3 separate regions of the Homo sapiens genome follow, and regions 1 and 2 are each linked to region 3. A link is a loop called in an ENCODE intact Hi-C map of the cell type or tissue named here. Cell type or tissue: B cell. All regions are shown on one strand. Links, peaks and the distances in the headings refer to the core of each region. The heading gives the core; the rest is flanking DNA. Region 1 overlaps DRC10 (dynein regulatory complex subunit 10). Region 2 overlaps OAS2 (2'-5'-oligoadenylate synthetase 2). Region 3 overlaps DTX1 (deltex E3 ubiquitin ligase 1).

Region 1 (10,476 bases), core at 2,165-7,164, 130 kb after region 3:
GTCAGGCTGGTCTCGAACTCCTGACCTTAGGTGATCTGCCTGCCTCAGCCTCCCAAAGTGCTGGGATTACAGGCATGAGCCACTGTGCCCAGCTAATTTTTTTTTTTTTTTTTTTTTTTTTGTAGAGATGGGGTTTCACCCTGTTGCCCAGGCTGGTCTTGAACTCTTGACCTCAAGTGATCCATCTGCCTTGGCTTCCCAAAGTGCTGGGATTATAGGTGTGAGCCACTACTTCCAGCCAGACACCCCATCTCTAAAAAAAGAAAAAAAATTAATTAGGCAGGCATGGTGGCATGTGCCTGTAGTCACAGCTACTTGGGAGGCTGAGGCAGGGAGATTGCTTGAGCCCAGGAGTTCGAAACCAGCCTGGGCAACATAGCGAGACCCTGTCTCTACAAAAATGTAAAAAATTAGCCAAGAGTGGTGGCGCATGCCTGTAGTTTCAGCTACTCAAAAGGCTAAGGCAGGAGAATCGCCCAGGAGGTCAAGGCCGCAGTGAGCTATGAACGTGCCAATGCACTCAAGCCTGGGTGACAGAGCAAGATCTTGTCTCTAAAACTAAAAACTTCTAGAAACCAAATTCCTTGATTAGGCCTCAAAGGCCCTGTGTGATCTGTCTCCTTCCCCTGCTTTCCCAGCCCATCTTTGTCCCTTCCCTCTAGCTCACTGGCATTCTCTGGGTTTCTGAACTAGCCAGGCTTATTCTTGTCTCATTACTGAGGTGCACTCTACCCTCCACCTGGAACAGGGGTTGGCAAACTATGGCCCACAGGCCGAATCCAGCCAGCCACTTGTATTTGTAAGTAAAGTTTTGTTGGAACACAGCCCATTCATTTACATATTGTTTGTGGCTGCTTTTCCCCTATAACAGCAAAGCTGAGTTGAGTAATTGCAACAGACCATCTGGCCCACAAAGCCTAATGTTTTTACTATCTGGCCCTTTGTAGAAAAAGTTGGGGCCAGGTGCGGTGGCTCACACATGTAATTCCAGCACTTTGGGAGGCTGAGGTGGGAGGTGGGAGGATCACTTGAGACCAGGAATTCAAGAACAGCCTGGCCAAAATGGCAAAACTCTGTCTCTACTAAAAGATACAAAAATTAGCCAGGCGTGGTGGCACATGCCTGTAATCCCAGCTACTCAGGAGGCTGAGGCACAAGAATCACTTGAACCTGGGAGGTGAAGGCTGCAGTAAGCTGAGATCATGCCATTATACTCCAGCTTGGGCATAGAGTAAGACTGTCTCAAAAAAAAAAAAATAGTTCGCTGATCCCTAGCTTGGAAGGTTCTTCCTCACTGCACTTGCCTGGTTCACGCCCTCGCATTCTTCATATCTTGGCTTCAATGTCCCTGACCTTTTGGTGTTAAGTTCTCCTGTAACACTCCCTTTGAGAAGTACATTGTACTTCTCAAAACTGTAATTAAATGAATTCTTTAATTCCTACCTTCCTTACTGTGAACTCCATGAGGCTGGAACCACATGGGCTTATTTATAAGACCTGGCACCTAGTAAGTACTTACAATAATTTGTGGAGTAAATGAATTTTTTTTTAAAAAAAAAAAGCTACTTAGGCCAGGCGCAGTGGCTCACGCCTATAATCCCAGCACTTTGGGAGGCCAAGGCGGGCAGATCACTTAGGGTCAGGAGTTCAAGACCAGCCTGGCCAACACGGTGAAACCCCATCTCTACTAAAAATAAAAAAATTAGCTGGGCATTGTGGCGGGCACCTGTAGTCCCAGAGACTCGGGAGGCTGAGCCAGAAGAATTGCTTGAACCCAGGATGTAGAAAATGAAATAGAGGTTCCTCTTCAAAGGGACTTTCCTCCCAGTCTAATTCAGAATAGGTAGTAACCTCTCTTAGAACCAAAATTTACTCGAAGACCTGTGTTAATATTCTTCAATTCTGCTAGCTGTAATAAAGAAATCAGGCCGGGCGCGGTGGCTCATGCCAGTAATCCCAGCACTTTGGGAGGCCGAGGCGGGTGGATCATGAGGTCAGGAGATCGAGACCATCCTGGCTAACAAGGTGAAACCCCGTCTCTACTAAAAATACAAAAAATTAGCCGGGCGCGGTGGCGGGCGCCTGTAGTCCCAGCTACTCGGGAGGCTGAGGCAGGAGAATGGCGTGAACCCGGGAAGCGGAGCTTGCAGTGAGCCGAGATTGCGCCACTGCAGTCCGCAGTCCGGCTTCCGGCCTGGGCGACAGAGCGAGACTCCGTCTCAAAAAAAAAAAAAAAAAAAAAAGAAATCAATAGGCCGGGCGTGGTGACTCACGCCTGTAATCCCAGCACTTTGGGGGGCAGAGGTGGGCGGATCACGAGGTCAGGAGATCGAGACTATCCTGGCTAACACGGTGAAACCCCATCTCTACTAAAAATACAAAAAAAAAATTAGCTGGGTATGGTGGTGGGCACCTGTAGTCCCAGCTACTCGGGAGGCTGAGGCAGGAGAATGGTGTGACCCTGGAGGCGGAGCTTGCAGTGAGCTGATATCACACCACTGCACTCCAGCCTGGGTGACAGAGCAAGACTCCGCCTCAAAAAAAAAAAAAAAAAAGAAATCAATATACTCTGTTCTTAGCTCCCACATTTTAGCTTAGATATTTGCCTTGGCATACCTGAACCGGTCCAAGCAAGCATTAGGTCATAGCCTATTCCTCTTCCTTATTTGGAGGTGTTTTTGCCTCTCTCAGCATTCCAGGAGTTACTTGCTCTCTTCCTTTGTTTCCCTCTGCCTTTGCCTCTTTTGGGAAGTTCTAAATTGCTAGCCAATCGGGTTGAGTACAGAATGTGAGGTCCTGTTCCAGCCAATGGAAACTGGACACAGCAGTAGGGTGGATGCGTCAGGTTATAAATGACCCCGTCTCTTTTGTTCATGTGTGCTCTTGTGGCAAGACTGCTAGCAAGCAGCACCCTTTCTGCAGAGAGTAAACTAGCCTTGCTGAGAGATCCTTTGTCTCAGTGTTGATTTTGGCGACACCGAGCACCCATTCCCAACACAGGAGGCGGAGGTTGCAGTGAATCAAGATGTTGCCACTGCACTTTAGCCTGGGTGACACAGCAAGACTCCATCTTAAAAAAAAAAAAATCACTGGGGAGGCCGGGCATAGTGGCTCATGCCTGTAACCCCAGCACTTTGGGAGGCCAAGGCGGAAGGATCTCTTGAACCCAGAAGTTCGAGACCAACCTGGGCAACGTAGCAAGAGCCCATCTTTACAAACAATCAAAAAATTAGCCAGGCATGGTGACACACACCTGTAGTCTCAGCTACTTGGGAGGGTGAGATGGGAGGATTGCTTAAGCCTGAGAGATGGAGGCTGCAGTGTGCTGTGATCATGCCACTGCACTCTAGCCTGGGCAACAGAGTGAGACCCTGTCTCAAAAAAATCAGTCAATCAATTGGCCAGGCGCAGTGGCCAGCACTTTGGGAGGCCAAAGCAGGAGGATCACTTGAGGTCAGGAGTTCTAGACCAGCCTGGCCAACATGGCGAAAACCTGTCTCTACTAAAAATACAAAAATTAGCCGGGCGTGGTGGCATACGCCTGTAATCCCAACTACTTGGGAGGCTGTGGTGGGAGAATCGCTTGAACCTGGGAGGCAGAGGTTGCAGTGAGTCGAGATTACACCACTGCACTCTAGTCTGGACAACAGAGCGAGACTCCATCTTAAAAAAAAAATCAATCATTGAGGAAAAACCCAACCAACAAAAGATTTGTGTGGCTTCTTCAGTAATTTCAGCAATACTATGAAACAATACCTCTGCATTCCTGTTCTTCATTCTCTCCGCCAATTCCTTTTCAAGAGTATCAATGATTTGTTGGTTATTACTATTCTGTCTACTGATATCCTGTAAGAACTGGGCCTTATCCCTCGCTTCCATGGGACTAGTGAGTAGTTTTTCAAACAGGAAACCACGGAGCTCTATCAGGCTGTCAATAAAATTCTGGGCTTCTGCACTTCTACCCTGTGTCTGCATCTGCAGGAGCCTAGCAGCCTGGGGGTTGCTGAGCAAGAGTCTAAGGACGTTCTTGGTGGAGTCTTTGATCTGCTGCATAAGTGGTGAGAGGCTGGATTTCTGCAGCTCTATGGAAAGGAGGCGGTCTCTGAGCCACCCTTCCTCCTCAGCCTCTTTCTGCTCCTGCAATTGCCTTTCTTTCTCTTTCAGGCACCTGACGTTTTCAAGGAGGACCTGGCAGAGATCCTCATGCTCTCTCACTGCCCTCATGACGTCCTCCCCCAGCATCCCCTCCATATCCTCTCTGTTGGATGCCACATACGACAGCAAGGTCACCAGCTCCACCTTGTAGATCGCCTCATCCAGGATGGACATGATCCTTTTGGCCTCAATGGTGGTGAGTTTGGTCCTAGAGAGAACCAAGGGTTTTAGTGGATCAGCTGGCCTTTTAGATGGGTCTGTCTTTGGCCCTATTCTGTTGATGGCAGGGGCCTGATACAAAGGGGCCATGGCGAGAATGTCTAAAGCCATCTTGTGAGCAGCCCTCTGTGCCTCTGTAGGTCCACAGAGATGGAGACTTCGGTAGACTACTTGGGTCTCGTGCTTTTATTGTCTCTGGCCATCCTGCAAAATGAAGAAGTAGGTGTGAGTGCAGCTGTGCTGACATCTGTGTGGTTAGTGTGGCTGCAGAAACCACAACTGTTGACATCAAGAGTTCATCTTAGGTCCTCTGTCGCTTTTACACAGAACCTTTCACTGGAAGCAGTTTTCAGCTTTGTGAGGGTGTTAGGGCCACAAGGGCAGGAAGACCAAGTGTGGAGGCATCTCAGGCACATGTGTCAGGCGGGGACCAGCCAGGCATACAGACAGCATTCTAAGGATTTAAAACCAGAGACTGGTTACATCAGTGATGGGAGAGTTGAGAGGCCAACCAGGGGAAGACAAAGCCATCCCGCAATTGTCAATGGCAGGAAGCCACCACATGAAGAGATGGTGAGCCTGGGGCCCAGGGTCACCCAGGGGAAGTTTGAACCACAGCCATCAGTTCCCAGAGGAGCTAGAGACATTGCCGGAAATGCAGATTAAAGAAGGGTGGCGGTGGGGGAGGAGAAATACCCTGGTTTCTTTCTACTGCCCTTGGCCAAAACCAGCAGGAAACCAACTGACAAGCAGCCTGGGCGACGGAACCACAGGCCTCAGCCTATGTCTGAGCAGGACAGGGACAGGGCAGAATGCAGTGTAAGACTAACAGGACTAGGAATGGCACATTTTCACTGATTTTAAAGTTTTTTGGTTTGTTTGTTTATTTGTTTTGAGACAGAGTCTTGCTCTGTCGCCCAGGCTGCAGTGCAGTGCCATGATCTCGGCTCACTGCAACCTCTGCCTCCTGGGTTCAAGTGATTCTCCTGCCTCAGCCTCCTGAGCAGCTGGGACTACAGGTGCACACCACCACGCCTGGCTAATCTTTGTATTTTTAGTAGAGACAGGGTTTTGCCATGTTTGCCAGGCTGTTCTCAATCCACCTGCCTTTGCCTCCCAAAGTGCTGGGATTACAGGCCTGAGCCACCACGCCTGGCCATTTTTAAGTACTGATTTTAAAAATTGGTGGGTGAAATATAACTTTGAAATACAATTTAAAAAACTGTTTCACTAAATGTAATGTTGTATTCTGGATTGGGTTCTGGAGTGGAAAAAGGACATTAGTGGAACTGGAGAAATCCAAATCCAAATCCAAATCTAGTCTAAAGTTTAGTTAATAGCATTGTACCAACATTAATTTTGTAGGCGCTCTGTTACCCTGGCTGGAGTGCAATAGTGTGACCATGGCTCACTCCAGCCTCGACCTACTGGGCTCAAGTGATCCTCCTGTCTCAGCCTCTCAAGTAGCTAGGACTATAGGTGCTCGATGCCTAGCTAATTTTTTAACTTTTTATAGAGATGAGCTCCACTATGTTGCCCAGACTGATCTTGAACTCCTAGGCTCAAGCAATCCTCCCACCTTAGCCTCCCAGTGCTGGGAATACAGACAGGAGCCACCGTGCCGGGCCTAATTTTGTGGTTTTGACAAACACATCAAGGTTATCTAAGATGTTAACATTAGGGGGAGCAGAATGGAGGGCATACGGGAACTCTCTGTACTATCTTTGCAACTTTTCTATAAATCTACAATTATTACAAAGTAAAAAGTTTAGTTAAAAGACTATTTCAGGCCAGGCATGGTAGCTCACACCTGTAATCACAGCACTGTGGGAGGCCGAGGGAGGTGGATCATCTGAGGTCAGGAGTTCAAGACAAGCCTGGCCAACATGGCGAAACCCCGTCTCTAATAAAAATACGAGAGAATGCCAGGCATGGTGGTACGCACCTGTTACTCAGGTTAACCCCAGTTACTCAGGAGGCTGAGGCATGAGAATCTCTTGAACCTAGGAGGCGGAGGTTGCAGTAAGCCAAGTTTGCATCACTGTACTCCGGCCTGGGCAACAGAATGAGACTCTGTTTCAAAAGATAGATAGACAAATAAATAACTGTTTCAGAAAAATCTATAGGGCAATCAGAGATCAGTAATTTATATTGCTTTCATAGTACAATGGCTAAAAGTACTAGCTTTGCACAGCCCCACTTGGGTTCAAATCCTTGCTGGGGGTCTCTGGGCTGGTCATTTAATCCTCCAGAGCTTGGGCTTCCTCAGCTGTAAAACAAGAGTCCTCAGGATGAATGAGAAGCCTGCACGCTGTAAAAAATGTTCAATAAATAACTAATAGCACTAACCCAGGAAAACGAAAATCCCAAGTCCAGGACTTTAATGATTTCTGATGCAATTGCTGAACGAACACCTACTGCCTTGGCCAAGCACAGGGGCTCACGCCTGTAATCCTAGCACTTTGGGAGGTTGAAGTGGGAGGATCGCTTGAGCCCAGGAGTTCAAGACCAGCCCAGGCAACATAGCAAGTCCCCATCTCTTAAAAAAGAAAAAAAGAAAAAAAAAAAAAAAAGAACACCTACTGCCCAGGATGTCTGCTCACCCCCCAACACCATGTCTCAGATGGACACCCCCCATAACATCCCCATCCCTCACCCTGATTCTTCTTCATCTCTTCCCCCTTATCCTGTTCGTTCTCCAGGTTAAGTATCACCATCTGACATCCCTATATGCACCTGTTTATTTGTTTATTGTCTGTCTTTCCCCCTCTCCTAAGAAGTAAGCACCAATGAAAGCTGTAAGTTACTACTTACAGGTTACCTGTGCCACTTTTATTTTCATATTGTCTGTAGATGTGAGAAATGTTTTGAAGAAAGAATCATTAGGACTTGAGTGAAAGAGTTTTGAGTTTGGGTGACTGGTAGAGAAAGATGGGGCCCTTAAGAAACTATGGCAGAAATTGGGAGAGGAGAGGACATTTGGAGGGGAGGACAATGAGCTCACTTTTAAACTCATTGAGCTCTAGCTGCCATACTGCAGTGGACAATGGTGTCTTGGCCTTCCCATTATCCAGGGAGTGCAGTGGCACGATCATGGCTCACTGCAACCTCGACTTCCTGGGCTCAAACAGTCCTCCTGCCTCATGCTCCCGAGTAGCTGATACTACAGGCACGTGCCACCATTCCCAGCTAATTATTGTATTTTTATTTTTGTAGATATAGGGTCTTGCTATGTTGCCCAGGAGAAGGAAGTGACACTTGAAGCCACAAAAGATAACTTCAACTCACCAAACCAAAGAACACACCAAGAGAATGGCAGGGAATCAAAGAAACACCCAAAGTGACTAAGAACGAAAAAGAAAGGCAGGCCAGATCAGGTGCTAAGGATGTTTAGTTCCTTGGCAAGGCAGAATGTATTCAATATCAGGCCAGGTATCATGGTTCACGCCCGTAATCCCAACACTTTGGGAGGCTGAGGCAGGAGGATTTGTTGAGCCCAGGAGTTTGAGGATGCAGTGAGCTATGATCAGGCCACTGCATTCCAGCCTGAGCAACAGAGTGAGATCTTGTCTCTTAAAAAAACAAAAAAACAAAAAACAAACCAGAAGCCCCTTTGGGAGCAGAGGATTGGGAATTATCTTCAATCACTTTGATTCACACACACTTCCTGCTCCCTAATGAATCTCATGAGATCCTTTGAGGCTTTTCCTGAAGACAAAGTTTTAGGAGGCTGGGCATGGTGGCTCACAGCTGCAATCCAAGCACTTTGGGAGGCCAAGGAGGGAAGATTCCTTGAGCCCAGGAGTTCAAGATCAGCATGGGCAACAAAATGAGACCTCTACAAAAAGTTAAAAAAAAAATTAGCCTGTCATGGTGGCAGGTGCCTGTAGTCCCCGCTATTTGGGGAGCTGAGGCAGGAGGATTGCTTGAGCCAGGGAGGTTGAGGCTACAGTGAGCCATGATCGCACCACTGCACTCCAGCCTGGGTGACAGAGCGAGATCCTATCTCTCCTCTTTTTTTTTTTTTTTTTTAAGCTGGAGTTTTGCTGTTGTCACCCAGGCTGGAGTGCAATGGTGTGATTTGGGCTCACTGCAACCTCTGCCTCCCAGGTACAAGCAGTCTCCTGTCTCAGCCTCCCAAGTAGCTGGGATTACAGGCGTGCACCACCACGCTAGCCTAATTTTGTATTTTTAATAGAGACAGGGTTTCATCATGTTGGCCAGTCTGGTCTCAAACTCCTGACCTCAGGTGATCTGCCCACCTTGGCCTCCCAAAGTGGTGGGATTACAGGCGTGAGCCACCATGCCCAGCCTAGATCCTATCTTGTAAGTGAAAAAAAAGTTTTAGGGACAGCCATGGAGATTTCTCAGGCTCTCTGAGGATGAAGGATCTTTGCCCATGGCTACAGGATGAATGTGAACAAGGTAGTTAATGAATGCAGTCCTCTCCATTGTACCCCAAAGCTCTCAGGCATAAATCAAAATGCCTGAATTCTTCAGAGAGTGCGGCTGGAAACGCAACGTTACATGAAATGTTTCCAATTTGCTTTCAGCCAAATTACCTCTTTTGCTTTAAAGGGCAAACTTGTTTTCTTTGATTATGATGACACCCATCATTTCTTGACAGCTCATTTGGGTGAACAAGATAAAGCCCGTGGAACTAGGATTGAGGGGAAATGCATCTGACTCTGACGACAAAAATGACTGGAGAATCTCTTTTCCTTGAATCCTAATATGATCATTTCATGTCCTTTTTAATGCCACCAACCTTAATATTTAAATCATTTCCAACTTAAGCATCTCCGTTTAAAATTCCTGCCCTGAGAGTGAAGCAAATTGTTAATGGATGGGAAACTTTAATTGGATATTCCCTTTATTTGTCATTAATTCTGCTGATGAACTTTATAAATGGAAATATATCTTTATCATGCAAATTATACCTCGTCTTCATTCAAACAGGCTTGTTGGATATTTTATTAATTTTGCTCTTAGAATATTTTGAGGAAAAAAAAGATTTGAACTAAATTATATATTTTTTCCCCCTGGAGAGAAGGAAAAAACCCAACACTTAACAACTACCCTACAAATCCAAACTGGCAAGTGGAAAAGTCAGAGGGTGCTAAAAAAAAAAAAAAAAAAAAAAAAAAAACCAAAACAACTGGAGTGTGGGAAATGGATTTCTCTCTCTCTTTTTAAATTCACTCTTAATTTAGGTTCGGGTTACATGTGCAGGTTTGTTATATAGGTAAATTTCATGTCATGGGGGTTTGGTGTACAGATTATTTCATCACCCAGGTAATAAGCATAGTACCTGATAGGTAGTTTTTCCATCCTCATCCGGATCTCATTTTAAGGAATACCATTTTAACATTAGCTAAGTAAGTTCTTGAGAACTTACTGTGTAGCAGACACTGTTCTGAATGCTATATACGAATTAATTCCTTTAATCCTTGCAACAACCCTATGAGGTAGGTGCTATTATTACCTCTATTTCACAGATGAAGAAAGGGAGACAGAGAGAGAGGTTAGATGATTCTAGTTAGTTTACAGCTAGGAAGTGACAGGGCCTGCACCCCATCAGCACTATTCTGTCCAGTCTCTTGATTTTAAGATTGACTTCTGGCCGGGCGCAGTGGCCCACGCCTGTAATGCCACCACTTTGGGAGGCTAAGGCAGGTTGATCACTTGAGGTCAGGAGTTTGAGACCAACCTGGCCAACATGGTGAAACCCTGTCCCTACTAAAAATACAAAAATTAGCTGGGCATGGTGGTGGGCACCTGTGGAGGCTGAGGCGGGAGAATTGCTTGAACCTGGGAGGTGGAGGTTGCAGTGAGCCGAGATTGCAGCACTGCACTCCAGCCTGGGTGACACAGTGAGACTCTGTCTCAAAAAAAACAAAAACAAAAAACAAAAAAACCAAGGTCTTGCTATGTTGCCCAGGCTGGTCTTGAACTCCTGGGCTCAAGAGGAATTTTCTTTTTAGCCTCAGAAAGATCTCACTACCCTCCAAACCTCTAGCTTTCTTCCGAACTCTGTATGTTTTATCTGAGGCTTTCAAGTCTAGGGAGGGGGAAAGTGAGGGGCTAGAAAGAAGCAACAGA
Region 2 (10,476 bases), core at 2,161-7,160, 77 kb before region 3:
ATTTCTTCCCTGCTATATAGAACCCTAACTTTAGTCTGTCAGGGAGAAGGATTTGAGACTGATCTCCCATCTCCTCAGCTGCAGCACCTGATTAAAGCCTTCTTCTTGGCAACACTTGTTTCCGCCATTGGCTTTCTATGTGGTGAGCAGCAGGACCTAGACTGAACCCCTGGTGTTTCAGTAACAGTAATCAATCAATAAATGTGTTTATTTTATTTTTATTTTTATTTTGAGACAAAGTCTCACTCTGTCACCCAGGCTGGAGTGCAGTGGTGCAATTATGGCCCAGTGCAACATCCACCTCTCGGGGTCAAGGAGTTCGCATGCCTTAGCCTCCTGAGTAGCTGGGATTACAGGCACCTGCCACCACGCCCAGCTAATTTTTGTATTTTTAGTACAGACGGGGTTTCATCATGTTGGCCAGGCTGGTCTCAAACTCCTGGCCTCAGGTGATCCGCCTGCCTCAGACTCCCAAAGTGCTGGGATTACAGGCATGAGCCACCGTGCCTGGCTAAATAAATGTGTTTATAAACAGTGGAACTCAGCTAGCAAGAATGGAAACCCATTGATTAAACCAGCCCCTGTCCCCAGACCTCCAGGGCCCTGCTGCCACCTTGCCTGCCTCCTCAAAGTCCCTGTACCCTGACATTCTGAAGTAAAATATTCACAGGATGGACTCAATGACAGAATATATTGCATGTAAAATATAAACTTTCCTTTCTTCCAGATGTATGCTAACTATGCCAACACAAACAATTTTTTAAAGAACCCACTTGCTCCCTACTAATTTGGATAATTCCCTTTCTCGTTTATAATTCCATCTCTTGTCCCTCCATTAGGTTCTGCTGATCTTGTCTTGGGTTAACACCATACTGTTTTCATTACAGTCAGTTTAGACTACACTTTATTATCTAATGGGCCAAGTCACCCTTCCCTACTATGTTTTATGTAAAGGTACCTGTCCTCTGACCGATTAAGCAAGAGTCGTGTGCTATCAAACTATAACTGACCTTCATTGTAGAGCAACCCTGGCTCTCTAAAACCAGGTTACATAAATAACAACGTTCCAATTTCTGTTTCACATCAGGCTTAAATGATAATCCCAGCCCCTGGATCTATCGAGAGCTCAAAAGATCCTTGGATAAGACAAATGCCAGTCCTGGTGAGTTTGCAGTCTGCTTCACTGAACTCCAGCAGAAGTTTTTTGACAACCGTCCTGGAAAACTAAAGGATTTGATCCTCTTGATAAAGCACTGGCATCAACAGGTAATTTTCCAACTGTCTATATATGGTTATCATTCATTTCCTTTTTATCGAGATAATTGACATCCAGTAAAGTGCAACAATCTTAGGTATACAGCTCAACGCATTTTTTACAATCTTACCAGCAACACCCAAATCAACATAGGGAACGTTTCGTGTACCCCAGAAGGTGCCTCAAGCCCATTGTCCCCCTAGTAATCCTCCCAAACAAACCCCTATTCTAACATCTATTACCACCGCAGATTAGTTTTGCTTGATTTTAAACAAACAATGTAAGTGGGATTATATGGTACATACTTCATGTCTGCCTTCTTTGGCTCAACGGGATGTCTGAGAGACTCATTCATATGGTTGCAGGGTCTTGCTCTGCTGCCCAGGCTGGAGTGCAGTGGTGGGATCTTGGCTCACTGCAACCTGTCTCCTGGGCTCAAGCAATCCTCCCATCTCAGCCTCCCAAGTAGCTGGAACTACAGGAGTGTGCCACCATACCTGGCTAATTTTTGTATTTTTTGTAGAGATGAGGTTTCACCATGTTGCCCAGGCTGGTCTTGAACTCCTGGGCTCAAGCTATGTGCCCACCTCAGCCTCCCAAAGTGTTGGGATTACAGACATGAGCCATGGCACCCAGCCATAGTAGCACTTTTTTTCATTGTTTTCCCATATTCAATTGTATTAATGTAACACACATTTATCCATTCTGCTGCTTTGGGTCATTTTCAAATTGGGGCAATTTTCAAATAGATGATTGGGTCATTTTCAAATTGGGGCAATTATGAATTAGGTTACTATGGGTATTTCCCTACATGTCTTTTTGTGAATGTAAGCATTCATTTCTCTTGGATAAATATGTAGCAGTAGAATTGCTGGGCTATCCAGTGCACATATATGAATGTTGTGTACATATATGCGTGTAAATATATAAAATATATATGTAGTTTGTTTTTTTGTTTAACCATAGCAAATCTTGCCGAATCATTTCCAAAATCTTACCAAATTATACTCCCATCAGCAAGATGTGAGTTTCAGGCATATTCTCAAACCCAACTGGGGATCTGCCCACCCAGCGCAGCAAAGCCAAACAGACTTTGGGATTGCAGTGAGAGAGTGAAGCATTTATTGCAGGGAGCCAAGCAGGGAGAATTGGGCAGCTCATGTTTAAGAGCCGAACTCCCCGATGGCTTACAGGTAAGGGTTTTAAAGGTGAGGGGACAGAGGTTACAGGCAAAGCCATAAATCAACACATGGAGGCTGTACATTGGTTTGACCTAAAAAGGTGGGACGTCTCCAAGCAGGAGGGAGGAGGAGGATGGGTGGCGCTGGTCACAGGATTCAAAGACTTTCCAATTTGTGATGGGTGAAATGGGCGAAGCTTTATCTAAAAATTTCAGATCAGCAGAAGGGAACGTTAGCTCTGGCTCGTAGGTGTGACCTCCTCCAAAACCCTCAGGAAGAAATTTAGAACAAAGAACGAGGTCAGGGTTCAATCCTCAGTTTCCCCTCATCTGAGGTCTACCTGCCAGTGGATTTGCTTGGTGGGGGCCTGAGTTTCTGAAAATCAACTCAGGGACATATGCTAAGATGTTATCTTTAGTTTCTATAGGGAACAAAACATCTTTTGACTCTAACTTCCTTGGCTACTGTTTTAAGTGACTATTACCTTCTTTTTTGTTGTTTTTGTTTTATTGGGTTTTTTTTCACTGCTCCTGTAGACCCTGAACTACTGTATTTTTGCTTATCGAGTTGCTCATTGACTTTTCAAGGCTAGTAAGGTGCCTGGAATTTCCCTCGAAAGAACTCCAGATTTTCCTTTATTTTCATGCTTGTGGGATGGGAGCAGTGGGTGGCCTGCAGACACCTAAGAGAGGTCCCTGCTCCATCCCAGTTGTTCCACATCTTTGTCAAGACTTGGTATTGTCAGTCCACTGAACTGTAGGCATTCTAGCAAAGGACAATGACTTCCTGTAGACCTCTGGTTTCTTGATTTCAGATCCCTGACATGGTAAGAACTAGATCCCCCAATGAGCTGCTACCCTTTCCTTATCCCACAGTGCCAGAAAAAAATCAAGGATTTACCCTCGCTGTCTCCGTATGCCCTGGAGCTGCTTACGGTGTATGCCTGGGAACAGGGGTGCAGAAAAGACAACTTTGACATTGCTGAAGGCGTCAGAACCGTACTGGAGCTGATCAAATGCCAGGAGAAGCTGTGTATCTATTGGATGGTCAACTACAACTTTGAAGATGAGACCATCAGGAACATCCTGCTGCACCAGCTCCAATCAGCGAGGTGCCAAGCTTCTCACACCCTATCCCTGTACCTCATCATCCGCATGCCAGGCATACCTCTTTGGAATGAGATCTCAGCCTTGCCCTATCAAGCCAGTGCTGGACCAGAAGAATGGCAGCCACCATGGGTGGGGAGGCAGATGGGTCTGTCTGAAAGAGGGGAGGTCCAGCCAGTGCTTTTCACATTCCAAACCATAGTCACATTTTGTCCCCTAAACAAACACTGGAGAGACACTTCCCCTTATAGAAGGAAGGAGCTAAGAGAGAAAGGGGATGGGGGGCAGGAAGAGGAGACCACTTTGTTATTTTATTAATAGAATGTCTCTGTAAAGCAGCAAACCCAGGGCCAGAGGGGCTTGATGTCGTAGACAAAATCCCTCAGCAGCTTGGAGGAGCTGCAGGAATCCAAATTCAAGTTGCCGGATTCCCACTCCAGGCCTCTTTCCCCAAAACAGATTTTGCCTCCCACAAGCAGCTCAACTGACTTTTTTTAATCTAATGGAATACACAGGCCAGTAATCTTGGATCCAGTTGACCCAACCAATAATGTGAGTGGAGATAAAATATGCTGGCAATGGCTGAAAAAAGAAGCTCAAACCTGGTTGACTTCTCCCAACCTGGATAATGAGTTACCTGCACCATCTTGGAATGTTCTGGTAAGAGGGTTTTCCAAATACAGGGTGTTTCATGCTGCAGGAAGGTCTTCCTGACACCCAGGCTAGGTCTTATCTGAGAGTACTCTATATTCGTTTCCTGTATTGCTGTTACAAAGTTCCACAACACAGATGGCTTAAAGCCACAGAAATTTATTCTCTTACCATTCTGGCTATTACAAGTTCAAAATCAGGGTGTTGGCAGAGCCAAGCTCTCTGCAGGCCCTAGGGAAGAATTATTCCAGGCTTCCTGCAGCTTCTGGTGGTTGCCAGCAGTCCTTGGCTTGTGGCTGCATCACTCCAGCCTCTGTCCCTGAGGTCACATGCCCTTCTCCCTACATGTCTTCACATCACCTTCCCTCTGTGCATGTCTGTCTTATCATCTCCTCTTCTTCTAAGAACAACAGTCATACTGAATTAGGGCCCAACATAATGACCTAATCTTCACTAGATCCCATTTGAAAAGACACTATTTCCAAGTAACACACATTCATCGATACTGTAGGTTGGAACCCCAGCATCTTTTAGGGAGACACAGTTCAACCCATCACACACCATCAGGGCAATGACTGTGAAGTGCAAAATGGAACAAAGAGAAAGGGGGGTACCCAAAGATGCGAGATCTCAATTAATTTTTGCAAGAGAGAAAGCTGGTGAGCAGGTGGAGACATGAAACGGAGCATTGCTCAGAGAAGGGGGTGGCAGTCAGGCCTGTGGATGCCAGGACAGGCTCTGAGCTCCGTTCAGGCAGGTGCCGGGGGCAACAGTCAGAAGTGCGGCCGAAACAAGAGAACCAATTAAGGCACCAGCTGTGAAACAGGTGCACTGGCCTTCCCCCTCCCATCCCCAAAAGGAGAAGTAAATCTGTCAACACAAACTCCCCTGCATGCTCAGTGCTTATTAGAGAAAAGCCATCCAAGAAGAACCTTCCCAGGTTAGACCACTGAGCCCTCTCAGCTTTCCTGGGAACCGCACTGGAGACAACTGTATTAATTGAGGCCAAAGAGGCCAATCAAATTCCACAGTTCACAGACAGATTAATTTATATTCAAGTTATGGGAGGCGGAATCTATACCCCGTTTGCACAGAAGTTTGAAGGCTAACTGAGTACCAATCTGGCATGTAAATGAAGATGTAAATGAGTTTAGCAAACTTCACAGAGGTTGGGGAGTCTATGAATGGGGAACTTCCCTAACTGGACCCAGAAGGATCAGGACGCTCTGAGCAGTCACCCCTGTGCCCACCCTAACCCCTACTTTCACTGGACCCCTGGTCTTTGCTCTCTGACCCCAATTTTCCCGGCTTCTTCAGACAGATTTTTTCAAAAAATTATCCCCCCGACCTGACATCTTATTCTGAAGCTTTGAAACATTTAAAAAGTTAGAAAAATGATTCAGTAAACTCCTATGATCCCCTCACATAGATGCAGTACCCATGTGCAACATTTGCTATGTTACAGTTTGTGTGTGCACACGTTATTATTGTTGTTGTTACAGTTGTTTTTAATCTTTTTTTAAGAGATGGGGCTATAACTCGCTACATTGGCCAGGCTGGTCTCAAACTCCTGGGCTCAAGTGATCCTCCCACCTGGCCTCCCAAAGCTCTGGGATTACAAGCGTGAGCCACCTCACCTGGCCCATTGTTATAGTTGTTGTTTATACTGAGCCCTTTGAGAGTAGACTGCCAGACATCTCTTTACCCTTAAATGCTTTCATAGGGATCTCTGAGAACAAGAATATTCTCTTCAATAACCTCCATGCCATGATCAAATTCAGGAGACTAGGAGTCATATATTATTGTCCCAATACAGCCCATTGGGATGATTTCGACAGTCATTCCAAGAAGGGCCTTTATAGGACATTCTTTTCCAACCCAGAAGCACATGTGGCATTTAGTTCCAAACATCTCCTAAACCATCTTTTGATACTCACTGTGGCTGTTTTTGTTCTGCTATCCCATCAACTTCTATTTTGAGAACTGTGAGACCATCCCTGTCTCTGCAGTTGTTGAAGAAAATTTAGGCCCAGGAACCACTGCATAAGGCGGTCCAAACATTGGGGGCTCATGCACACATACACACACACACACACACGTACATGCATACACAAACATGCACACACACACTCACACATGCACACACATGTACTCACACCATGCACACACGCACACACGCACACACATACATGCATACACACATGCATACATGCACTCACACACATGCACACACGTACTCACACCATGCACACACATGCACTCACACACATGCACACATGCACTCATGCACACACATGCATGCACACCATGCACACACATGCACTCACACACATGCACACACATGCACTCATACCACGCACACATATGCACTCACACACCACAAATATTCTGCCCTGTGGAAGGGGCAGTGTTGGCAATGAATATTCCTTCAATAGGCACCGTCCTCAGCAACTATAAGGCCAACTTACAACATCTGAGAACAACCAAGGTTGGCCTTCAACTTTCAAGCTGAGTGCCCTTCCCCACCTCCAGGTGAGCTAGCCCATCTTGTCTGTGTTGCCAGCAAAAGTACAATATTTGTATAGAACAGTAATTACTTGCCTCTTACTGCTGTTTTAAAAAAATGCCCTAAACTTAGTGGCTTAAAACACATGAATTTGAGCCAGGCACAGTGGCTCACACCTGTAATCCCAACACTTTGGGAGGCTGAGGCGGGAGGATCACTTGAGAACAGGAGTTTGAGACCAGCCTGAGCAACATAACAATACCCCGTCTCTACAAAAATAAATAAATAAATTAGCTGTAGTCCCAGCTAGTTGGGAGGCTGAGGCAGGACGATCACTTGAGCAAGGGAGATCAAGGTTGCAGTGAGCCATGATTGTGCCACTGCATTCAGCCTGGGTGACAGAACAAGACCCTGTCTCAAAATTACTTTTGCACCAACCAAAAAATATATATATACATATATATACACACACACATATACACATATATATACACATATATACATATATACACATATATGCACATATATATACACATATATACATATATACACATATATACATATATACACATATATACACATATATATACACATCTATACACATATATATATACACATATATATATATACATATATATGCTTCCTCACCTTTTCAAGCTCCTTGAGGTTGTCCAAATTTCTTGGCTCATGGCCCCTTCCTCCATCTTCAAAGCCAATAGCATAGCATCTTCCAGCCTCTCTCTCTACTTCCAACATCACACCACCTAACTCTAACTCCAACACCACCACACTCCAACTCTAACCCTCCTGCCTCCATCTTATAAGTACCCTTGTCCTTATAAGCACAGTGGCTCACGCCTGTAATTACAGCACTTTGAGAGGCTGAGGTGGGAGGATTGCTTAAGACCAAGAGTTTGAGACCAGCCTGGGGAACCTAGTGAGACTCCCATCTCTACAAAAAAAAAAAAAAAAAAAAAAAAAGCTAGGCGTGGTGGCACAAACCTGTAGTCCCAGCTACTCAGGAGACTGAGGCTGGAGGATCCCTTGAGCCCAGGAATTGGAGACTGCAGTGAGCTATAATGGCACCACTGCCCCCCAGCTTGGGTGACAGAGCGAGACACTATTTCTGAAAAAACATGGGTTAGAATCATGGGTTGGAAGGCTACCTGTTGGGTTCTATGCTCACTACCTAGGTGATGGGATCATTCATACACCAAGCCTCAGCGACATGCAATTTACCCATGTAAAACCCCACACATGTACCTCCTTGAACCTAAAGTAAAAGTGGAGAAAAATGTATTAATTAATTCAATTAAAAATTAAAATTAAGAGGAAAAAGACCCCTGTGATAACATCAGGCCAAACCAGGTAATGCAGAATAATCCTCCCATCTCTAGAGACTTAACCACGTGTGCTTCAGAGGGAGCACAGCTGTGCCAAAACCTGGACTTTGAACTGTTGGCCTCCAGAACTGGGAGAGAATAAACTTCTGTTGTTTTAAGCCACCTAGTTGTGGTCACTTGTTATGGCAGCCTTTGGAAACCAACACACCCGCACATGGCGTGTTTAACGCAGGCTGATACAACCTTAAGAAAGGAATGGATGTGGTCATCAGCAATCTCCAATACCTACAGCAAATGGGAAGACAGGGAAGGACCAGAGGTGTAGGTAAAGCAAAAAGCCACAGGTCATTAGGAAGTGATGCTCCAACTGGGCATGGAAAAGGAGTTTGGAGTTAGGAACACGACAGATCTGTCTGGACAAGGATCCAGATCTCTCCTAGGGGGAAGGAGGGGCAACTAGGACAGTTTTTGTGTCTGTGGGGGGTCTTGTGTGCCACTCCAAACTCTCAGGTGTGTTCTTGGGATGTATTTGTGCAATGACAAAAGACGGAAAAGATGCCAGCCCACGAGCAGGAGGGCAGTTGGGAGAGGCAGGGTAGGGGGCCCAGTACAGGCAGGAAAAGAAGCCTTGGGTGGGCTTACAGGTGCCACTCACACTTGGGGTCTTCCTTCCTTCCCCAGCCTGCACCACTCTTCACGACCCCAGGCCACCTTCTGGATAAGTTCATCAAGGAGTTTCTCCAGCCCAACAAATGCTTCCTAGAGCAGATTGACAGTGCTGTTAACATCATCCGTACATTCCTTAAAGAAAACTGCTTCCGACAATCAACAGCCAAGATCCAGATTGTCCGGGTGAGCACTGGCCTTTCTCATGTCTTGTTGGAATGATGTAATATTGGGCATTCCTGGAAGGGAGGTAAGTGGGCATTGTAGCTCTCCAGGATCCATCTACCTTCAGAAACTTGAGGAAGGGAAGCCAGGAGTTAAGGGAACTAGGACACTAGTTTTCAGGGGGGTTGTGGATAGACTGCCTAGGTCATTAACAACACAACTTTGATTCTGTATTGTTTTTCTTGGAGCTGTTGGCCGTCCTTGGGGCTCTTGGGCCTGGAGACACATCACTCCCGTCTCTGCCTCTGTCATCACCTTTTCTTCTGTGTCCTCCCCCTTCTCTTCTTTTCTAAGAACACTTGTCATAGGATTTAGGGCCCAGCCTGATCCAGAATGATCTCATCTCCAGGTCCTTAACTCAGTTACATCTGCGAAGACCCTTTTTCCAAATAAGGGCACATCCACAGGCCCCCAGAGCATGTATTTTTAGGGGTCCACCATTGAACCCACTGCAGATTCTAAGGAGCTTAGAATCTCCTTCTCCTTTGAGTGACTGGAGCCCGGCTTGCCCCATCAGCTGAGCTAGAGATTTAGAGGCTTTTGTCATTCTTGTCCGTGGCTCAAAGGCCACGGGGCTGACATGTTTCTCTCTGTTTACTGGTCACACGACCAGATAAACGTGTCCCCGTGGTCACAAGAAGGGAAGGAGGAAAATGTTATTATGTACGCGTAAATTTCTGCGTTGATGCCAGAACAAATCTGTGCAACTAGAGAAGAGGGGCCTGGGAAATGGCACCAATAGCCCCAGGGCAATGAGTGAACTGTCTCATTGAAGGTCACTGGAGTGAAAACAGGACTGAGTTTCTGATCAGTGTTAGAATTGTCAAAGCATGTGCTTTCTCCTCTCCTTCCTGAAACCCCATTCACATGATAGTCAGTGAAAAATAAAAGGTATATGACACATCAAAGAAGAAAAGAGAGCCATCGGCAGATAAGACATTGCTTTCCATCTTCCTGAAGTTGGTTGAAGGTTTCTCTGCTTAGGCCAGAGGAAGGTGACACCTAGAGATTGTAAGGAAGGGGCTACAGTCTGAGAGGAGCCGCCGAAGCCCACCTCTTAAAGACAAAGGTGGCCTGCATGAATGAAGGGGGCTGGAACAGGGATGAATTGAGGATCTGCATACAGGAAATAGAACATACCCTTTCCTCACCTCCTTAACCCATGTAATCAGGCATTTAATACCCATGGATAAAATAAAACATTTTTCTCTACAGAAACTAAATGGAGGAGAAAGAGGAGGAAGAGGAGGAGGGAGGGAAGGGAGAAGCCTTAATGGCAGAGACATAAATAGCCCACAAAGCCTAAAATACCTACTATCTGGCCCTTTTGCAGAAAGTTTACCAACCCTGTACCTCAATTATGGATATTCACCCAATGATCGCCAGACCTGCAGGAGAAAACACACATCAAAGAACAGATGAGCACCTTCACCATAATTATTGCATTCCGCTCGATTTATTTGGTTACAGGAATCCAAATAAAGCTAAATATGTCTTTAGGAAAATCTTTAGGAAATTGACCTGAGAAGCAGGTAACTTGTAA
Region 3 (10,476 bases), core at 2,699-7,698:
CTGAGTGTGGATGGCTGTTAGTATTATGACTTCTGGGTTGGTGAAGGATTCAGTGAAGTCTCTGACTGGGGCCCAGCCACTGCCCAACCCCCGGTCACAGGCCTCAGCCTGTGGTGGGACTCCCCCAGCCTGACAGGATGTCCCATGACCGCCTCCCACGTGCCCCCTTCCCGTCAGGGTCTGGGTGCCCCCAAACTGAGATCACTTCCCTCCGGGAAGCCACCCCCAAAGGGAGGGGTTCCCTGCTGGGCCTTGAAGCTGGCCCAGCCCAGAGAGGAACCGTTTAGAGGCTGAGGGACCAGCAGGAGGAAGGCTCGGGGGCTCAGAACCCTCCCCCTTCTCCATGGAGTCAGCTGCTTCTTAAGGCCAAGAGGTGGGGGCTGAGGCACCCACATACCCACCTCTAGGCAGTGGGTTCAGATCGGGACCATGCTCTAGGGCAGAAACCTCACACGGCTAAACAACGGAAAGTAAAGCTGAAGTAGTGAGCTCTCCATCGCTGGAAGTATCCTAGGCTGTGCTACCACTTGGTGAGGTTGAACCCCATGGAACCAGTCCAACCTGGGCCTGCCTTTACTCCACGAGTGTGGCATCATTCCCAGCCCTCTGCTCTCACCCTCCCAAGAGTTCACCTCTCCGGGCCTCAGTTTCCTCATCTGTAAAATGGAAATAGTCCTGGTCCCTCCCTGGAAGCAATGGTGTGAGGATGGAATGAGTGAGTGCAAGGAGAGTGCTGAGTGCAGCATGTGCCATACAGTAGGTGCTCAATAAATGCTAGCCTTGGTTTCCCTGATTCTCCATGATGGTCTCAGCCTCCAGGTTTCCAGCTTCCCTTTCTTTTCATCTCTCAAGCTCGTTCTATCTCTGACTCCAGCTCTCTTGGTATCTGCCTCAGTTTCCCATGTTGGCCTTGGCCTGTCTCTGACAGTCTCTTTGATCATGTATGTCTCTCTCTGTCTCTCTCCATCCTGCTGTCACCCTGTCTCTGCCCCAGGCATGAAGCAGTCACTGGCAGCTGTGGCTGTGGCCGCCCCCACACCCGGTCTCAGGGGCCCAGCTTGTGCAGTCCTCCAGCTGACACTGACCAAAGCCCCTTTCTCCAGTTCAGCTGGAAGAAGCCTGGAATTTTTCTGCCAAACATTTTTAAGCAACTAGGGAGGAGAGAGAAGGGGAAGACAACAAAGGCAGAGACACAAAAACAGGCCGAGGCAGAGGCACGGAGCCCATGTTTGTCACAGGCCCCTAACTGCCTGGGGGACGCAGACCCTGTGGCCAGCACAGCAGGGTGCCCTGAAGGCCAGAGTGGGGTGTGGTCTGCTCTGGGCCACCAGCCTGAGGCCCAGCCTCTTTCCCAGGCTGAAGAAACTCCAGCCCCTTCTTAGACCCATTGTTCTGGCTGAAAATCTAGGCCATGGCCACTGCGGAGGAGAAGGAGCATTTCCACCACTGCTCCCTTAGAAATCTTGAGATCGAAGTCCAGGCAGGTCACCAAGGAACCAGCTGCCCACCCCCTCGGCCTGGTCCATGGCCAGCCTGGGCCGGAGAGGCGGACGGATGGGCAGGCGGGCAGCGGCGGGCGCTGCGGGGTGCAGGGCCCAGCGGGGAGGACAGCAGCTGCCCTAATTACTCCTGCTCTCCAGGTTCCAATCTTGTTTCAAAAGGACTCCAGGGACACAGCCTTTAATAACTACCAGTAAACAGGCAGGAAAATCGATACCTGGTAAATAGAGCCCTGGAGAGAGGGAGGCCTGGGCTAGCTGGCCCTGACGGGCTCCCAGAGTCCTTTGCTGCAGAGCTGGCCAACGCTGATGTTGAGAATCCTCCTCCTGGCCTGAGGGTCCTCCCCAGGGACCCCTCGAAGCTTGGCCTCCACCCTGGGGGCTGCTTGCTCTCCAATCTCCACTCCCTCTCCATCAAGCCCAGATTTTCCTCTTTCCCACTCCTCCAAGTGCCAAGTAGGTTGCCCGTCTCGCTTGCAGATGTCTTCTTTGCACCAGGCTTTGTGCCTGGTGCTCCAAACATAGTTGCATATCTGACCTAGTAGTCTTTGTCCTCCCAAAAGTGATCTACCAATGAGGATGACTAAGAACAAAAACAAATAATGACAGTGTGAGGACAGACATGCAATAAAAGACTGCTGCGTTTGCCAACTATAGCAACAGAACAGAGAAGCCCATGTTGGAGGAGATGAGCACATGGAGGGCTTTGCTGGATGAATAGGAGTTTGCCAAGTGAACAAGGGCTGGGGGAGGATGAATGTGGGTAACATATGTAATATCAGCCATTGTAGCTGTATTCATTGAGTGCTTACTAAATGCTAAGTGTTCTGCTAAGCACCTTTGCCTATACGTTATCTCATTTTGTTTCCCCAGTAATTCTTTGGGGTAGATATTAATACCCCCATTTTATAGATAAGGGCACTGAGGCTATGTGTGGTACCAGCCAGGATTTGCACAAGACCTGAGAGATTTTCTTTTTTTTTTTTTTTTTTTTTTTTTGAGACAGAGTCTTGCTTTGTCGCCCAGGCTGGAGTGCAATGGTGTGATCTCAGCTCACTGCAACCTCTGCCTCCTGGGTTCAAGCGATTCTCATGCCTTAGCCTCCTGAGTAACTGGGATTACAGGCACGTACCACCACGCCTGGCTAATGTTTGTATTTTTTAGTAGAGATCGGGGGTTTCACCATGTGGGCCAGGCTGGTCCCGAATTCCTGACCTCAGATGATCCACCCGCCTCAGCTTCCCAAAGTGTTGGGATTACAGGCATGAGCCACTGCACCTGGCTCGACCCGAGAGACTTCTGAGTTGCTTGAATCACTTCACTCTGCACCTCCTATCCCGGCCCCTCCCCTGCCGAGCTCAGGATTTGGCACACAGGGGAAGTTAAATAAGGCGGGTTCCCATTGCTTCCCTTCCTATCCTGCACATTTTTCAGGTAATACACTGCCTTCACCTCACCAGGAGCTGAATGGTGGTACTTCAGGCACATCAGCCTTGAAGATCAGTCATCACAACCCCTCATTTTGCAGGTGGGGAAACTGAGGCCCTGAGAGGGGAAGACCAGCACACAAGAGCAGGTGGGAGCAGGATCCAGGGTTTTCTCTCTAACTCACCTCCTCCCGGGCCTACTGTGGAGGAAGCCCCATCACCAGGGAAGAAATCAATCTGCACACACTCAATTAAAATGATAAATCAGGCATCAGAGTGAGGCTGCCCCAGAGATGCAGGGGAAGTTTTTGTCTGATTGGCTGGAACATGGTAGGTGCCCAGGGACCTTATTTCCTGGGGCTGGGCTGCCAGTCCAACCTCTCCACCTCTTCAACCCCGCCCCTTTCATATCAATAGCCATAGCTCCGTGCCTCGATTTCTCCAGCTATTGGGGCCTGTCCAGTTGGCAGGGCACAAGGCTAGTCTGTAGCCCTTGTGATTCTAACAGAGGAGAGGGCAGAGGACAAGCTCTTTCAGCCCTGAGTAGGGACACACCAGTGTGGAACAGTCTGAGTTCCCCTATCTGGTTGCAGATCCCTGGGCCAGGCACCCGAGGAAGATGCCAATTAACAATGGAAATGCCTTCCAGGTTTTGAGGTCCTACTGTGTGCAGGTACTGTGCCAGGTGCTGGGAGTACAGCAGTGAGCAAAGCAGACAAGATCCCTGACTTTGCAGCTGACAGCCTAGAGTGAGGATACGCAGCATAAAGAATGCATGCAGATTAATACATCATGTCACAGCCTGGCGCAGTGGCTCACACCTGTAATCCCAGCACTTTGGGAGGCTGAGGCAGGTGGATCACCTGAGGTCAGGAGTTCGAGACCAGCCTGGCCAACATGGTGAAATCCCGTCTCTACGAAAAATACAAAAAAAATCAGCTGGGTGACACATACCTGTAATGCCAGCTACTTGGGAGTCTGAGGCAGGAGAATCGTTTGAACCTGGGAGGCAGAGGTTGCAGTGAGCCGAGATCACGCCACTGCACTCCAGGCTGGGTGACAGAGAAAGACTCTCTCTCATATATATATATAGTCAGTCAGGTAATGCCAAGTGCCAGGGAGGAAAATAAAGCAAGCTCAGAGGACAGCAATAGGAGGGCTGCACTTTTAGATGTTTGAACACACACCTGTAAGAAAGAAGGGAGGAAATGATGAGAACATCTGGGAATGGTGAGGTCATATTCCAGGCAGAGGGAACAGCCAGTGAGAAGGCCCTGAGGCTGGACAGTGCCTGGTGTATTTGAGGAACAGCAAGGAGGCCAGGGTGGCTGGAATGGAGTGAGTGATAAGGGGGAGGTAGACAATGCCAGAGGAGGACAGGGCCCCACAATGTGTGATTTCGTTGTAGGTCATGGCAAGGACTTTGGCTTTTACTCCAAGTGAGCGGAAGCCAGGAAGGATTTTGAGCAGAGGAAAGATGTGATCTGACTTGCATTGAGCAGGATCCCTCTGGCTGCGGTATGGGAAATGGATTACAGAGGCCAGTCATGAGTCTACTGCAATGGTCCAGGCAGGAGAGATAACATGGCGGGGACTGGGTGGTGTGAGTGCAGTGGGGAGCAGTGGTCAGATGTGGATGTGTTTGAAGGTGGAGATGACTGGATTTACTGACAGATTGGAGGTGGGATATGAGGTAGAAGTCAAGGATGAGACCAAGATTTGGGGGTCCAAGGAAGAGCATCCGGAAGCGCAGGAGCTGCCAGGAATTGCTATGTGAAGACTTCAGGAGGAGCAGGTTTGGGGCAGGGGAGAGCAGAGCTGAGTTCAAGGTGCCTGTTAAACCTCTCCAGGGAAGGGTCATGAACCTGGCTCCCAGGGGAGAAGACGGGGCCAAAGATGGCAGATTTTGGAATCATCAGAGTAGACACGGTATTTATCTCAATTGATCCTCTCAGCAACCCCACAAGCAACTGTTGCTACAGCTGGCAAACGCAGCAGTCTTCTATTGCATGTCTGCTTATGCCCATTTTCAACATGAGAAAACTGGGGCCCAGAGATGCTGAGTTGCCTACGCACAGTCACAGAGCTGGAAAGTCAGAAAGTCAGGACTTGAAGTGAGGGCTGTCTGCCTCCCAGCCCTGGGGTCCCACCCAGACCCTCTGCAGCTGTTCTCACTCACTCCTCCCCCAAATACTGTGTGAGAGGGAAGGGCTGGGTCATGGATGATCACCCCTCTTTTTGAGATGGGGCCACTAAGGCCTGAGGAGGCTTAAGGGACTTTCCCGCAGTTGAGGGGAAGTCAAGTGTGCAGCCTTTCTGCAGGTGTGCCAAATGAACCCAGCAAAAGACTCACTTCATCAGCCCCAAGACACAGAGCAGGCTAAAGGCTCTGAGAAGTCCTGCGGCCTGGACCTTGGGTTATCTCTGGTTAGCCCAGAGTTTCCCGTGGAGCCTTGCTGTCAGGGGAGCACGCAGAGCTTTGGCAAACATGAAGCTGTGGTTTGGAGTAAAGCCTCAGTGCCCTCCTTTATGAAAGGGGGCCCACCTGGCAGTCAGCAGTTGTTTGTTGAAGGAAGTAACAAATGAAACAAACAGATGAATGAAAGTAACAAATAAGCAAATGAAGGAATGGACGAATGCAGGGATGAGCACAAAGTGTGAATGAATTAAAAAAAAAAGAATCCATTTGTGACCTAATGAATTTATTCATTCATTCAACAAATATCGCTCGAGCACCTGCTGTGTGCAGGTGCTGGGGATATAGCAGTAAATAAAACAAAATCCCTGACCTTGTGGCTATTACATTCTAGCGAGGGGGGGACAGACAGAAACCAAGATAAATGGGTAGAATGTGAAGTATATCTGAGGGAGAAAATGGAGCGGGGAAGGAGAGAGGGGAAAGTACGTGGGGGGTGCACATTTTTAAATAGGATGATGGTAAATGAAGGAATGTCTGAATGCCTGAATACGGGAGTGGGCTGAAGATGGAGAATACATAAAGGTATCAATTTAAAAAAAGCATAAGGGGCCCAGGGGCGGTGGCTCACACCTGTAATCCCAGCACTTTGGGAGGCTGAGGTGGGTGGATCACCTGAGGTCAGGAGTTCGAGACCAGCCTGGCCAACATGGCAAAACCCCATCTCTACTAAAAATACAAAAATTAGCCCAGCAAGGTGGTGCATGCCTGTAGTCCCAGCTACTCAGGAGGCTGAGGCAGGAGAATCGCTTGAACCTGGAGGCGGAGATTGCATTGAGCCTAGATTGTGCCACTGTATTCCAGCCTGGGCGACAGAGCAATACTCTGCCTGGAAAAAAAAAAAAAAAAAAAGTGGGGCCGGTCATGGTGGCTCACACCTGTCATCTCAGCACTTTGGGAGGCCAAGGCGGTTGGATTGCTTGAGCCGAAGAGTTTGAGACTTAGCCTGGGCAACATAGGGAGACCCCTGTCTCTAAATAAATAAATAAAATAAAATAACATAATGGATGACTGCAGGCACGAATGAATGACCTAAGGAAAGAATCAATGAATGAATGAATCATTGAATGAAGGAATATATGAATATGTGAACTAGGGCATGGATAAGTGAATGAACTAATGCAAGAATTGTTGAATGACTAAATGAAATAGTGCTTAAATTAATGAACTAAGGCATGAACAGATTGATGAATGAATCATTGAATGAGTGAGCAAACTATAATGAAGAAGAGGACTGCATGGGGCCTATGTGCATGGCCTTGGTCTCTGTCTATGCCTGCCCCACTTTATCTGACTCTGGTCTGAAGAACCCCCAGGCCCCCTTTGCCCTCCCCCGCACCATCCAGGGCCTGTGATAACCCCCACTTCAGTGTCTGTCTTGGCCCTGGAGAGGTGGAGGGTGGGGGAGCCCTCCACACCTTGCTGGTTTCCTACCCCAGGCTATCTTGGCACCCCCACCCTGTTTGGTGGCTCTCCCGCCCCTACGCCCAATCTACTGACCACGCGCCCCTGCCCACCTCTCGCCCCAGTGCTATGCGCTGAACCTTTAGCCCCGGCCCCCCTCACCCTGGCTGCCGCCTGTCCTGACCCTCCAGCCTGTGCTGAACCTCATGCCTGGGCCTTGACCTCCTTCCTCTCCGTGCATGTGTTGACCCTCTCCCCAAGTCTGGGTGGACCCCCTGGAGGCCTGTGCTGACCCCCCAACCTCCCGCCCACCCTTGCCTGGCTGTGGCCCGCCCTTCCAGCCGCGCAGACCAACGCCCGCTGTGCTGACGCCTCCTCCCCATTTCGAGTACAGGCACCATGCGGCCCGTGCGGCGCAACTTCTACGACCCGTCGTCGGCGCCGGGCAAGGGCATCGTGTGGGAGTGGGAGAACGACGGCGGCGCATGGACGGCCTACGATATGGACATCTGCATCACCATCCAGAACGCCTACGAGAAGCAGCACCCGTGGCTCGACCTCTCATCGCTAGGCTTCTGCTACCTCATCTACTTCAACAGCATGTCGCAGATGAACCGCCAGACGCGCCGGCGCCGCCGCCTGCGCCGCCGCCTGGACCTCGCCTACCCGCTCACCGTGGGCTCCATCCCTAAGTCGCAGTCGTGGCCCGTGGGCGCCAGCTCGGGCCAGCCCTGCTCCTGCCAGCAGTGCCTGCTGGTCAACAGCACGCGCGCCGCCTCCAACGCCATCCTGGCCTCGCAGCGCCGCAAGGCGCCCCCCGCGCCCCCGCTGCCGCCGCCGCCGCCACCTGGAGGGCCTCCAGGCGCGCTTGCCGTGCGCCCCAGCGCCACCTTCACAGGCGCCGCGCTCTGGGCAGCGCCCGCCGCCGGCCCCGCCGAGCCCGCGCCGCCTCCCGGGGCGCCCCCACGGAGCCCGGGCGCCCCCGGCGGAGCGCGCACCCCGGGGCAGAACAACCTCAACCGGCCCGGGCCCCAGCGCACCACCAGCGTGAGCGCGCGCGCCTCCATCCCGCCGGGGTAAGACGGGGCCCAGGGGGAGGGGGCCTCTGCGTCGTCCGCAGGCAAGGACGAAGCCCGGGGGTGGTTGGCCACTAGGGCAGGAGCAAAGATTACAATAATAATAATGACGATAAGTAATATCCAGCATGCACTAAATGTTCATTTTGTGCCAAGCATCAACTAAGCACCTTTACATGTTCCCACACATCTATCTCCATGCATAAGGACCCTATGAGGTAGGTACCATCATCACCTCCAGTTCACAGATGAAGAACTAACTCCCCCAAGATCAGACAGTTCACAAGTGATGGGGCCATAATAGCAACATCAGCAATGGTGCGTGTTCCATGTTTATTATTTGCTAAACCCGTTATATGTATCACCTCGTTTATTCTGCCAAACAGTTCTACCATGTGCATATTATAGATGGGGAAACCGAGGCTAGGAGAGCTATGGTGCCTTCTCATTTATTCCACCAAACAGTTCTACCATGTGCATATTACAGATGGGGAAGCCAAGGCTGGGAAAGCTATGGTGCCTTCTCAGGGTCACCGGGGAAGGGTAGACATTGGAGTCCAGACCTGCCCAATTCCAAAGTCTGTGCTGTGTTGTCTTAGGATTTTTAGAGGGCTTCAGAGTCCATCTGTCCTTGTCCCAGTCCATGCCCACCTCACATGGTGGCTCGAGCAAGCATCAGCTGCTTGTCCAAAGTATTTCCCCATAGGCTGCACCTGAAATACCACAATTACTCTGGGTTAATACTATGGTTTGCACACTGGGCTCCAGGGACTCCCGGGGTGACCTGGAATCGTGGGGGGTGGGGTAATAGAAAGCCAGGCAAACGAGAGTCTGTCTCTCTGCTCTTGTTTTAACCAGAGCAGCCCTTTTTGGAAACACTTTTATGAACTGGCTTTCTCAGCATGATTTTATTAAGGATGGGCACCCAGCTTGTATCAAGTTTGCAAATTCTTGGGTTAAGGTGTCCCAGGCCCCAGGATAGGGACCCAGTGAGCTGCTGTTGGGTGCCTACCCTGGACTCCAGATTCAGTCATCTGAGCAAAGAACCAAGCCCTGAGGGGTGGCAATGAGAGGAAAGATCAAAGACCTTGAACTTGGGACAGACCAGAAGAGAAAAGACCAGGGGGGTTTGGACTGTGGTCCCCAAGAGGAAGAGAGGGCACCCAAAACCAACTGTGCTTCAATCACTATGGCATGGCCGGGGGAATTGATAATGATGGTCCGAGATCACCAAAGCTCAGATCTGGATGCGACCTTTGGGGTCACTGCATCCAGCTCACCCCTTTTATTATGGGCAAACAAGGCCTGGGAAAAGGAAAGGCCAGGACCCTGAACTAGGTGGCCCTATTCACCTTTTGTCCCTTTGGGAGTCTGACTTCCTGGGTTCGAATCCCCTCTTGGCCACTTCTCTTTTTTTTTTTTTTTTTTTTTTTTTTTTTTGAGATACAGTTTCACTCTGTTGCCCAGGCTGGAGTGCAGTGGCACAATCTCCACTGACTGCAACTTCTGCCTCCAGGGTTCAAGTGATTCTTCTGCCTCAGTCTTCTGAGTAGCTGGGACTACAGGTGCATGCCACCATTCCCGGCTACTGTGTGTGTGTGTGTGTGTGTGTGTGTGTGTGTGTGTGTGTGTTAGTGGAGATGGGATTTCACCATGTTTCCCAGGCTTGTCTTGAACTCCTGACCTCTTGTGATCTGCCAGCCTTGGCCTCCCAAAGTGCTGGGATTACAGGCATGAGCCACCATGCCCGGCCCCCTTCTTGACCACTTCTGAGCTGGGAGACCTGGGACGAGTCCCTCTCCTTCCTTGAGCCTCAGTTTTGTCATCTGTCAAATGGGAGCAGATCTTCCCACCATGTGAAAACGCTGTGTACCTGAACACAGCATCTACACTGGCAGTAGTTCAGCCATGGCCGTTAGGACTACTTTTGCTCTCCAGGAGGAGGGTTGGCATGGAGGGCGGGGAAGCTGTAATTTTCCAGGGATGCATCACAGCCACTACCACCTGCCTGCCTGGTCATTCCTCTCGGAGGAGAGGGTCATGGGGACAAACAGAGGTGTGTCCCATGTGACCTCAGCCTAGGGCAGGCCCAGTGCCAACAGAGAGCAGACTTGAGGGGGTCAAAGAAGACCCCTTGGGGAAGCCTTGTCCAAAGCTGCAGGATAGAGTCACTGAGATCTCAGGGAGATCTCAGGGGGCTGAAGTATCAGTTATGGCCCCTTATAGACAGCAGCTGGGCTCTGGCTGCCTTACAAAAAGAGGGGCTGGAGGTCCCAGAATGACAAGAAGAGTGGGTCCTAGAATGACAGGCTAGGGGGAGTGTGGGAGGGGACAGAACCAGAAAAATTCCAGGGACCTCTGCAGTAAGAATTTGAGAACCTTCTCTCTGGGTAAATTTATTGTAACCCACAAGAAGACTGGAAATCAGAAGGTTAAAAGAAAAAAAAGAAATCAGAAGGTTGTAGCCAGAATTTTCTTGGAACAGAATGGAATGGAATGGAATGGAATGGAACGGAATGGAAAACAGAATAGAACTAGAATAGATTGGCATGTGTAATACATAGTAAAAATAAGAATTGTTACATGTAGCCTGG

The links. A loop is a pair of places that touch in the nucleus more often than their neighbours do. Peaks named below come from ENCODE experiments on the same cell type or tissue, not always from the same donor. Only the 100,000 strongest peaks of a DNase experiment are listed, where the experiment ranks them.
Region 1: a loop joins it to region 3, with 11 times the contacts of the local background. A loop is called at or near these places in 1 of 110 quality-filtered maps.
Region 2: it touches region 3 in a loop (6-fold over the local background); 1 of 110 quality-filtered maps calls a loop at or near these places.

The regions. Positions count from the first base shown.
Region 1 is chr12:113,203,682-113,214,157 of GRCh38, forward strand. It overlaps DRC10 (dynein regulatory complex subunit 10), which reads right to left. Exons shown (of 5, transcript NM_001330452.2): 2 at 3,757-4,578. The coding sequence starts at 4,485. Among named protein-coding and RNA genes, the nearest start is that of DRC10, 12 kb to the right of the region's middle. RefSeq lists enhancers at 949-1,018, 4,368-4,497, 4,708-5,017, 5,168-5,327. In B cell, for the core only: no CTCF peak of the experiment used is centred there; a DNase peak (open chromatin) is centred at 4,810; H3K4me3 peaks cover 1,605 bases; H3K27ac peaks cover 3,298 bases.
Region 2 is chr12:112,994,209-113,004,684 of GRCh38, forward strand. It overlaps OAS2 (2'-5'-oligoadenylate synthetase 2), which reads left to right. Exons shown (of 10, transcript NM_002535.3): 3 at 1,088-1,266; 4 at 3,312-3,547; 5 at 4,058-4,202; 6 at 8,724-8,894. Among named protein-coding and RNA genes, the nearest start is that of OAS2, 21 kb to the left of the region's middle. RefSeq lists enhancers at 2,420-2,589, 10,159-10,328 and a cis regulatory region at 10,244. In B cell, for the core only: no CTCF peak of the experiment used is centred there; a DNase peak (open chromatin) is centred at 5,033; H3K27ac peaks cover 1,586 bases.
Region 3 is chr12:113,070,224-113,080,699 of GRCh38, forward strand. It overlaps DTX1 (deltex E3 ubiquitin ligase 1), which reads left to right. Exons shown (of 10, transcript NM_004416.3): 3 at 7,201-7,882. Among named protein-coding and RNA genes, the nearest start is that of DTX1, 19 kb to the left of the region's middle. In B cell, for the core only: no CTCF peak of the experiment used is centred there; DNase peaks (open chromatin) are centred at 3,491, 5,278 and 7,438; H3K4me3 peaks cover 1,698 bases; H3K27ac peaks cover 4,944 bases.